Linked DNA regions of Homo sapiens: region 1 is linked to region 2. Evidence: chromatin loops called from intact Hi-C (ENCODE). Cell type or tissue: A673. All regions are shown on one strand.

The links. A loop is a pair of places that touch in the nucleus more often than their neighbours do. Peaks named below come from ENCODE experiments on the same cell type or tissue, not always from the same donor. Only the 100,000 strongest peaks of a DNase experiment are listed, where the experiment ranks them.
Region 1: it touches region 2 in a loop (15-fold over the local background); 70 of 110 quality-filtered maps call a loop at or near these places.

The regions. Positions count from the first base shown.
Region 1 is chr10:9,299,633-9,304,632 of GRCh38, forward strand. No RefSeq gene overlaps it. Among named protein-coding and RNA genes, the nearest start is that of LINC00709, 27 kb to the left of the region's middle. In A673, CTCF peaks have their summits at 1,697, 2,731 (motif pointing left) and 2,931; a DNase peak (open chromatin) is centred at 2,689.
Region 2 is chr10:7,869,411-7,874,410 of GRCh38, forward strand. The region is part of intron 2 of TAF3 (TATA-box binding protein associated factor 3); the gene reads left to right. Among named protein-coding and RNA genes, the nearest start is that of TAF3, 53 kb to the left of the region's middle. In A673, a CTCF peak has its summit at 2,768 (motif pointing right); a DNase peak (open chromatin) is centred at 2,821; H3K4me3 peaks cover 652 bases; H3K27ac peaks cover 302 bases.

The DNA of each region.
Region 1 (5,000 bases), 1.4 Mb after region 2:
TAAAAATACAAAAACTAGCCGGGCATGGTGGCAGGTGCCTGTAATCCCAGCTACTCAGGAGGCTGAGGCAGGATAATCGCTTGAGCCCAGGAGGCGGAGGTTGCAGTGAGCCGATATCGTGCCATTGCACTCCAGCCTGGGAGACAAGAGTGAAACTCTGTCTCAAAAACAAAAAAACAAACAAAAAAAATCTGAAAAATCACGTGAAAACTATGCCAAAGAGTTTTGGGAACTTAAAGAAATGCAGAAGTCGGTGTTTGTTGCTGTCCAAGTTCTTTGAGTGTATGTGAGCAAGAGATGCCACTATTTTCCACTGATATTACCTGTATCCAGACTGATGCTAAAGGCTGAGATAAACACAAGCATGCATCCACTGCCTCCATGCAAGTCCTACTCAGTACTAAAGATGGACGCTTGGTAAAAGCCAGATACAAAACATTGCTGCCTTCTGTTAGCCTGGAAGCACATTGACTAAAGATGTTCTGATTGCCCGTGGGGTAGAACAATGAAACAATGAAGCCAGTATGTGCAGAAGCATGTAGGAGGAAGACTTGGGGCCAATGAGGCAACAAACTGCATGCCCAACACATGCTCCAGGGCACTGTGCTAATGCCCAACTTTCCATCTGGTTGAGTGAGTTAGGTCCAGCAAATGAATTCCTTCCAGCTTCTCATGCAGTTCCATCTTTGTCCCCTATTGAGGAGCAAAAACATCCTGTTGGTAAAAGCCACTTTCAGTGGTTCAGTGGGTAAAGCTTCTCCAGGCTGGATTTGGGAGTCTGAAATTGTTGGGAAGACTGAAATGATTGTTCCTAGAAATTTAACCCAACTCTGTCATGCCGGCTATCAAGTAGAGATAATAAAACACCGTCTTAATGAAACTTCTGAGATGAATCTATATTATTTTAATTTTATAACATTTAAGATTGAGGTCAAGAGACAATATGCAATATTCCGCAAGTTACTCAGCTAAGAAGTGGAAGGGCATGTATTTGAACCTAGGTTCTCTTGTACCTACCTAGTTCATCGCTTCTGCCATATTTCCTAGCATTCAGCCAAGAGAAACTACCGGACATAATCTGTGAGGCCAAAAGAGTGTGAACAGCAGAGAGGGCTTGAAACAATGGAGAAATTCATTCATCTTTATGGTGACGCTATTGTTGAGATCAGCAGTAAGCCAAACAACAAATTTCACTTGTACAGAATGTGAAGAGGTTATTTGTTAATTTTACTCCTTCTCTCTAATGCGGAAATTATATATACACATAAAATTTAGAGACAGGGCCTCACTCTGTTGCTCAGGCTGGAGTGCAGAGGTGCATTCATAACTCATTGCAGCCTCGAACTCCTGGCCTCAAGTGATCCTCCCACCTTGGCCTCCTATAGTGCTGGGGAGATGTGAGCCACTGTGTGAGCCGAAATTACAGATGTGAGCCACCATGCCCAAAATCTTAACATTAATAGAAGAATCATCTCAAAGAAAGTGAGAAACTATGAGGGCATATCAAACTAAAAAACAAAATCTGTGTTCTTTTTAAATTTATATATTCATTGAAAAATATAATTAGGCTCAGTTGAAACTAATAGGCATAGAAAAGATAATAAGAATATGAAAATGCCTTACCTTCAGGAACTCCAAATTCAGGGAAATATTGAATGATAAATGTGACTGAACCAATTCAACAGTTTTAGAGTGAAGTCTGACATCCAGTGGCCTCCCAAAATACTACATTTTTATTGGAGAACATAGATTTTCCCTTGATTGCCATGCTTGTGTTGCCAATTCTCCACGTAGTATTAGAAAATACTTTACAGAATCTGATCACAGTAGTTAGAAATCATAGAGATTAATGTGTTAAGGCGTTATTCTAGCAGTCAGATGATATTGATAATTGTGATTTGAGTTTATCTAAGGCAATTGTAAGATCCTTTTTTTGACAGTGTTCTCAAACGCTATGTCAAGGAAATGCTTCAGGGATAAAATTGTCACACAATGAAATACTTTATTATATCAGTGACTAAACTCAGTGTTCACAGCTTTCATTTTGTGGTACTCAGTGACATGCATAATTCCAGTGACGTTTCACCACTGTCATTCAAGTTCCTAAACCAGAAGAAATGGTGCAATTTAGTTCTGGTGTGGTTAATGAGGCTTAAATGATGAGAAGGGCCCTGTAAACACGGGCACAGGTGTTGCATAAAGTTCTGCAACAAGGGCCAAGACTGCAGCACCCTCCATCTTATATAAATAAATAGAAATGCCTGATGCCATTTCTATACCCCAGATGATACCAGGTCTTGCAGAAAGGTACACTCGCATTTAACCAAAACTTTTTGTCTTGTCCTTTCAAACCAATCACAAGACATACCAAACACTCTAATTTCCCTCCAAGATAGTATTTTTGTGACAAAAAAATTATTTAACCCTTAAATATTCTTCTTTGTTTTAGAGGATTCTTATGATTCTTTTATAAAATTATGTATTAGAAACTTTTTTATGTTAAAATGAGTGGATAATGTTAAAAGCATTTTTTAAGGACTATCATGACATACACATATTTACTTTTGAAATCTGCTCATTATACATTGACTTTCACTTAACACAGAAATGATCTCAAAGGTTTTGGATCTCTGTGTGCTTAACTCTACATAGCACATGCTTGTCATAAAGCCCTGGGGGAAGAGGAAGCAAGTTGATTAAACATAAATTGTGGCCGACAGTGACATCTTGTGGATGAAGTGATTATGAATTTAATTAAAGTTTCTAAAAGTGGAAATACAAGTAAACTATCATATAAATGTGTTAGGTTCACAAAGTTTACTTTCAAGTTGGTTACTTGAGATTTAAAATAATGTGTGTGCACAGAAACAATGTTGCATGTGGAGGTTAAATTTCAAAGGCTCAGAAAATCCTATCTAACTCCCAAGGACATGAAATATGCTTCAAGTTCAAGAGCTTAGTCTTAGAGTTGAACGTCATATTACAGAACTATTTCAACCCAATCATGTTACGGATGAGGAAACTAAGACCACCCCCCACCAAGAGATTAAGTGACTTCACAATAGTCTTGGGGCTACATAATGATTATTTAAGGCTAGAATGAATTTACAGCTAGAATGAATACCTCAGAGTCATCACCAGGATATTTCTATTACATTTTACTACCTGATACATAGTACACCCTGGAGTATTTTATACTACGGACAGTCTAAACCCCATAATGCATCTATGAGGAAATGAAATCAAGGCTCCAGAGTATAATGCTAAGAATATCTCTTTAGTCGGCTTGGGCGTTACATCCCAGATGGAGTGATCAACAGTCTCTCACCACTTTTACTAATCACCACTTTTACTAAGGCCGAGAAAAGACTTCCATTTCTAAATCACTGGAGTTGACTCCCAAGGAAAGTGGCTCAAGCTGAGTGGAGACTGGAGAAATATAATTAAAAAAAGACATAAGATTCAAGGATTTTGCTTGAGTTACTGAGGCTTCATATAGTTAGAAACCACACAGATCATTTCTGATGCCTGCCCATTCATTCTTCAAAGATACCCACTTCTTCACTCCACCAGTAAAAACAAAACAGCTCTAAAAGAATTGATCCATTGATTATTAATTGTTCCATTAGAACACTTGGAAATGTTGGCTGGCCCATTGAGAAAGGGAAAATACCCACACACTCTAGCAAGTCCTTGGTGGCAATAGGATTGCATCCTATTGTTAACGTATCTCTTCTTTCCCAAATTTCCATTTTATTTCTACAACCTGTTGTATTCTGATTTTGGGCTCCATCAGTCTAGAATAATTGCTTTCACCGAAGTCTTCAATGTCCTCCTATGAGGGCAAATTCAGTGATCTGATCCCCTGCAGTCTTCTCCTCTGTTTTCCTCTTACAATAATGATGCTCTTGGAAGAATGTCTTTCAGTTTTTCTATCTTAAAGTCCTCCTATGATCATGCCTTTTTTGGGCAGTCTACTTATGGTGACCGAATAGAGGAAGTTGGGGAGAAGGTTAAAGCTCCAGCTCTTTTAGCCATCTTGGCCTGTGGTAGGACAACTCCAAAGGACACTGCTCTTTCCAGAACGCTCCACTGAGTTACCCAAAGCTTGGTTGAGTCTGCATCTTAGTTCATCTTTTCTCTTTGCCCGACGCTGCTTCCTCTCCCTCCTTTTCACATGTGGTAATTACTAGTAAGTATTTGGTAGATTATTCCACTTAACAGGTAAGATTAAAGAAAAATAATAGAAAAACCACTAAACCCAGATTTAAACTTGGCCTATAGTGGTCTGCTGATACGGTTGGGCTCTGTGTCCCCACTCAAATCTCATCTCAAACTGTAATCCCCATGTGTTGAGGGAGAGACATGGTGGGAGGTAATTGGATCACGGGGGCCATTTCCCCATGCTGTTCTTATGATAGTGAATGAGTTCTCAGGACAGCTGATGGTTTTAAAGGGTGGCACTTCCTCTCTTTCTCTCTCTCTCTCCCTCCATCCTCCCTTTCCTGCTCTCCCTCCCTCCCTCCCTTCCTTCCTTTCTCACTCTGTCTCCTGCCACCATGTGAACAAGGTCCTTGCTTCCCCTTTGCCTTCCTCAGTGATTGGAAGTTTTCTTAGGCCTCCCTAGCTACGCTGAACTGTGAGTCAATTAAACCTTTTTTCTTCGTAAGTTACCCATTCTCAGGTAGTTCTTTACCACAGTGTGAAAATGGGCTAATAAATCTGCCTAGGTACCTACTCCTGTGTATCAATTCACCTCTGCAGATTCAGACTTGGCACATGCTCTAAATTTAATCTTATTCCCATAAGAGAGAATGTAAGGAAATGAAGTTATTCAGGTGGTTCAGCTTCTGATCACTACTACTACTTACCAGGGCTGCTTTGATCTTCACACCTGGTTCTAACAACTGCGTGCCTACTTTTCTTTCTGTAACAATGTTCTAATCTTTATAGAACAAAAGCAATATTTAAGTCACTGATTTTTTCTTATATAAGTAATC
Region 2 (5,000 bases):
TTTCTCCCCAGCTTATTTTATTGTGAAGGTCTTTCCATGTCTGTTAACTTATCCTCATGGGAGCATAGTGTTGCATTACCTGTGTGTGCCATCATGAATTTACATAGTTCCCTGTTGTGACATTTAGATTGTGTAGAATTTTTCACTATTTTAACAGTGCTTTTATTAACATTCTTAATCACACACATCCATTTGCGTTTTCTCATAATTTCCTTAAGAGAAATTCCTGGAAGAACTGCTGTGTTGATTGTCACCTTTTTAAGCTTTTGATACATATTTCAGTTGCCCTCCAGAAAGGCTGTCCCAGCATGCACCCCTGCAGCAGCACGGACTGCCTCCTTCCCTGTGCCTGCATCTGCAGTGCATATTATCCTTTTTGATCTTTGGCAGACTGGTGAAAAATAGTTCTGTCTTGCATGCCTTTGATTACCAATGAATATATTTATGTTTATAAACTATTTGTACTTTTTCCATTATAAATTGCTCTTTAAAAATTCTTTGCCTCTTTTATCACGCCTGACCCCTGGGTTTTGGTTGGCCCAGAGATTACTGAACTACTTTCGACCCCAAGTTTTGCATATTTAAATTTATTTTTAGGGATTTCAGGTGAGCATCTTTAAAAAAATTAGATAATTAGGAGAAATGAAAACGGCTTGTATTAGTATACAAATAGTAATGTAGGTATTGGCATAAAACAAAACTTGCTTTAAGGACTCGCTCTAAAGACATGTCTTTCCCATTACATTACTGAATAGAGGTTTAACTTTGAACTCATTCTTATGAGTAGGGAATCATAAAACTCTGATCCCAAGTCCATCATTCCTTCTTCTTTGAGCATGAAATTCTCATCAGTCATTGGTTGTACTTTGGAACTACTGTATATTAGAAACCAATTCTCACTTTTCCGGGAGTATATTGTTTAAAAAACAAATTCAGATCCATCAGGATATGTTCTCTCCATTTTTACTTATAGTTAATTCTCTGCTGCTTTCCTAATTACTTTTGTTTCTTTTCTTCCAGTGGTCGGTTAGAATATAATTTATTTACGTGAGTGTTGCCTGATGGAAGATACTTTCTGGTGGTTCATTATAAAATACATTTTTTAATGTAAACTTCATTTTTCTATTGATTTCCATTGTACAATTGGAAACTGTAACTGTTAGTGAAAAATGGCGGTCTGTTGTTGAAGAGTTAGGATGGTAACTTGTTAAACTTCTACAGACTCCTGACTTGAGTTTTTAGGCCTTAACGAGCGGCAGAACTCGACACGCTTCTGAGTTCGCCTTCCTTCACTTCTTCTCTAAGTCCTTTCCTTGAGTGTCTTAACACTCATGCCTGCCCCCACTTAACATTTTTCCCTGACAGTCTCCTGCTGGGGCCATTTTGTTCTTGATCCCTTCTTCTGCCCTGCCACCCCCACTCCATATTTAAGATGCTAAAAGAATGTATTCTAAGCCTTACCTTTCTTGAAGCTCAGAGTTTCTTGTAATATGAAAAAAAATTGTTTCCTATAAAGCTATTAAGTTCTTATATTGCTTTCAGAAGTATAATTTTCATGACTTAGATTGTATGTATCTGTGATAGAAATTATTTTTGTATAAGGAAAGACAACGGAAAATTTTTAGTCTAGACATAACAGTTTATTTTTGCTAGAAATTAAAAATAGTAATACACTGTAGTCAGTCGTTTAATATACTTGTTCTTAAACTTTATTAGTTCACTTAAAAGTTTCCTATCATACAATATAAAATTCAAAGATTTTAAAATACATGTAGCTGGAAGTCTTGTTATTTCTTGTAAATCAGACTTGCATATGTGGTAGAATTTCTACTTCAAACAAAGGAAATATTAGTAATGATGGCTATTTCATTATTGAGATCTGTGTGCTAAGCATATATTAATTGTTCCTAAAACCAGATATTCTTACAGAAATATTTATTGGATTAAAGAAATATTTACTGGTTAAAATAAATAAATTGATAGTAAATTTTCTCTGAATCTAAATTGATGACAAATAACTGCTGCTTTTTTTTTTTTTTTTTTTTTTTTTGAGACGGAGTTTTGCTCTTGTTGCCCAGGCTAGAGTGCAATGGTGTGATCTCTGCTCATTGCAATCTCCGCCTCCCAGGTTCAAGTGATTCTGCTGCCTCAGCCTCACAAGTAGCTGGGATTATAGGCATGTGCCACCATGCCTGGCTAATTTTTGTATTTTTAGTAGAGACAGGTTTTCTCCATATTGGTCAGGCTGGTCTTGAACTCCCAACCTCAGGTGATCTGCCCACCTCAGCCTCCCAAAGTGCTGGAATTACAGGCGGGAGCCACCGCGCCAGGCCAACGATTGCTATTTTGACATGACATTATATGCATGACAGCCTGAGAAGTAAAAATTCATACATTTAATGAATTAGATTTTAATTTCTTTTACTAAATATGTGAATTTTAGATTAAGAAATATTGATTAACTATCCAAATATTTCTAATATTTGTTCATCACTTAAAATAAACATGATTTGTCTTTTAGCCAGATGATATATAGTGGGAAACCACGTTTCTGAAATTCACAGTTATTTCAAAACTATAAATTTAATCGGGACGCTTTTCACATGTCAAGTTAAATATTGATTTAGGTTTAAAGTGACACAAGTTGAATTTCATTATTTATATTAAAGAAAGTCAGCGAAATTTCCATAATTAAAGTTTGTTCTTCCTGGCATTCTTTTCTAATTTTTCTTTTTTTAACCTGCAAAGTTTCCAGTTTACCAGTAGAGGGCACTGTTGTAACATGGTAGAAGTGTTGGGTTGATTTTTTTTTTTTTTTTTTTTCTTTCTTTCCCAGTAGCTACCCGCTCCTCCGCCTTTGCAGTTTGGAAAGTGTTTTTTAAAAGCAATGTTCTCTGTGTAATTAAAATCAGTTCCCTGTATAATTAGCAATGGAGCCTTATTCTTTGTGGCAGAGTTTGTGGATGGCGTTATTATTTAAGTCTGTGTTCGTGTATAGCCAATGCCAGAACTGTTGCCTATTAAAATATAGGAAGTTATATTGCCGTTTATCAGCACTAAGCAATATTGTAGATGGAAATATATAAAATTACAGTATGTTTCATTTAGGTGCTCTGAGCAAATTACTCAATGGGGAACGTTTAAAACTCCTGGTTCTATCTTGAGAAATAGCAGAGTTAATGTGCCATAGTTATAATATCTTGCTTTCAGGTGCCCTGAATAATAATACAGGACAACTAATTCTTGCAGGGTTTTCAAAACTATATCTGCATTAGTGTACTGCTTAAGAAAGCCACTGATCTACTTAGCAAATTCTTTATATAATTTCTTTTTCACGCTGCCTTAAAATCATACAATTTTGATACAGATATCAAACTACTAAAATAGTATTAAAGCACAATTAAAGTTATTTCTTTCTTTCTTAAAAGACATATATGTTATATAAAATAACATTAAATGTGCATTCATTGCCTGGCTGCCTTGGGAAATATTTGGGGGCAGGGAGTTTAGAGAGAATCCAAGCCTGAATTTTGAGTTGTCAGAGGTGTAATTCATGAAGTTATAATTTATCCATAAATCCCAAAGTCTCTATAAGTAGTTTAAAAACAAACAGAAATCTTATTTCAAGACTAAATTATAGATTATTTGCTATACAATTTTTTGGAACTGAAAAAATTAAAAGTAATAATTTAATATGTTTATAATTAATTTCATTCTGTGCTTTAATATTTGTAAAATATTTGAGAATCTGGAATCTTAGGGTTTTTAAATCTTTAATCGATAGCCATATCAAATTAGGGAATTAGTATTTTCTTCAAGATTTTTTTTTTCTAACTTTATGAAATACTCTAGCTAAAAAGTTGGCTCTGTTGAAATTGTGTTTCTCTCTAACAGACCTATTTTAAAAGGTGGAAAACGGCTTTCATTGACTTACTTTGTATCCACAGACTTAGGAAAGCAGGTAATTTAATGTTTACTTAGTGATTTACTTTGACAATAAAAATGTAGGGTAAAATTTGAGAGATGAACGAGATGGTTGAGGAACCTGTCATGTAATTTTAGAAAAACATTTAGGAATATCTTTTATGCATTAGTCACTGCAGGTGCAAATTTAGAATAGTTTAGTAGAACTGGAACAAAATGTCATTTTCTAAATCTAAGTTTCTTTGGTGTTATGGATGTCCCCAAGGGAAGACATCCGAGTTCTCCCCCCCCCCCCGTCAAAAGGGGGTGTCGAATTTGAGGGGAGTCCCCCACTCCCTTGTCCTTAGGGTACGTCATAAAGCAGATGGGACCAGGTATTTTGAAGAATCAGCCAAATAACAGAAGGACATGACAGAGGCTGTCCTAGTTCCTTGATTAAAATGTGTAAGGTTGATTAGAGAAAAGAACTTAATGCTGTTTATAGATAGAAAACTGTTGCTTTCTCATTTCTTATTACCAAAGTGAGACTGAAACAAATGTTGATTCTGTTGGCACATTTGTATTGAGCACTTAGGTTCCCTGTATCATCTTGGTCATGATTACCGCTGTGTTTCCCCTCGAGAGGCCATTGCAGGTTTTAGTCTGGGCTATTTGTATTCAGCAAGGTCAAGATAAGTTTTATCGTTACAGATAAGTCAAGTGCATTAGGATCAATAGGTAATAGTAAGTGCATTGAAGATATTATTGCCAAGCTCTTAATGATTTTTTAAAGCTGTGAGCTTGTCATATAAAATATACCTCTTATTGTTTTATCTATCTGAATGGAGCTCAGGAGTCCAATTAATTTTGCGGACATTTCAAGAAAGAGTAAAGAAACTTAAGGGCAGATTAAAGCAATGTTTTTGGAAATCCTTAATTGCTCTGCATTTAAACTTGTACTGATGAAGTTTTAGAGGCTAATTATTTTTAAAGAAATGCAAAAGGACAGCTAGTAGACAGCATTTATAAATTACAAATATTACTTGAGTTTACTTGTTAAGACAATCATTTTTTGAAGTTATATATATCTTACCCCT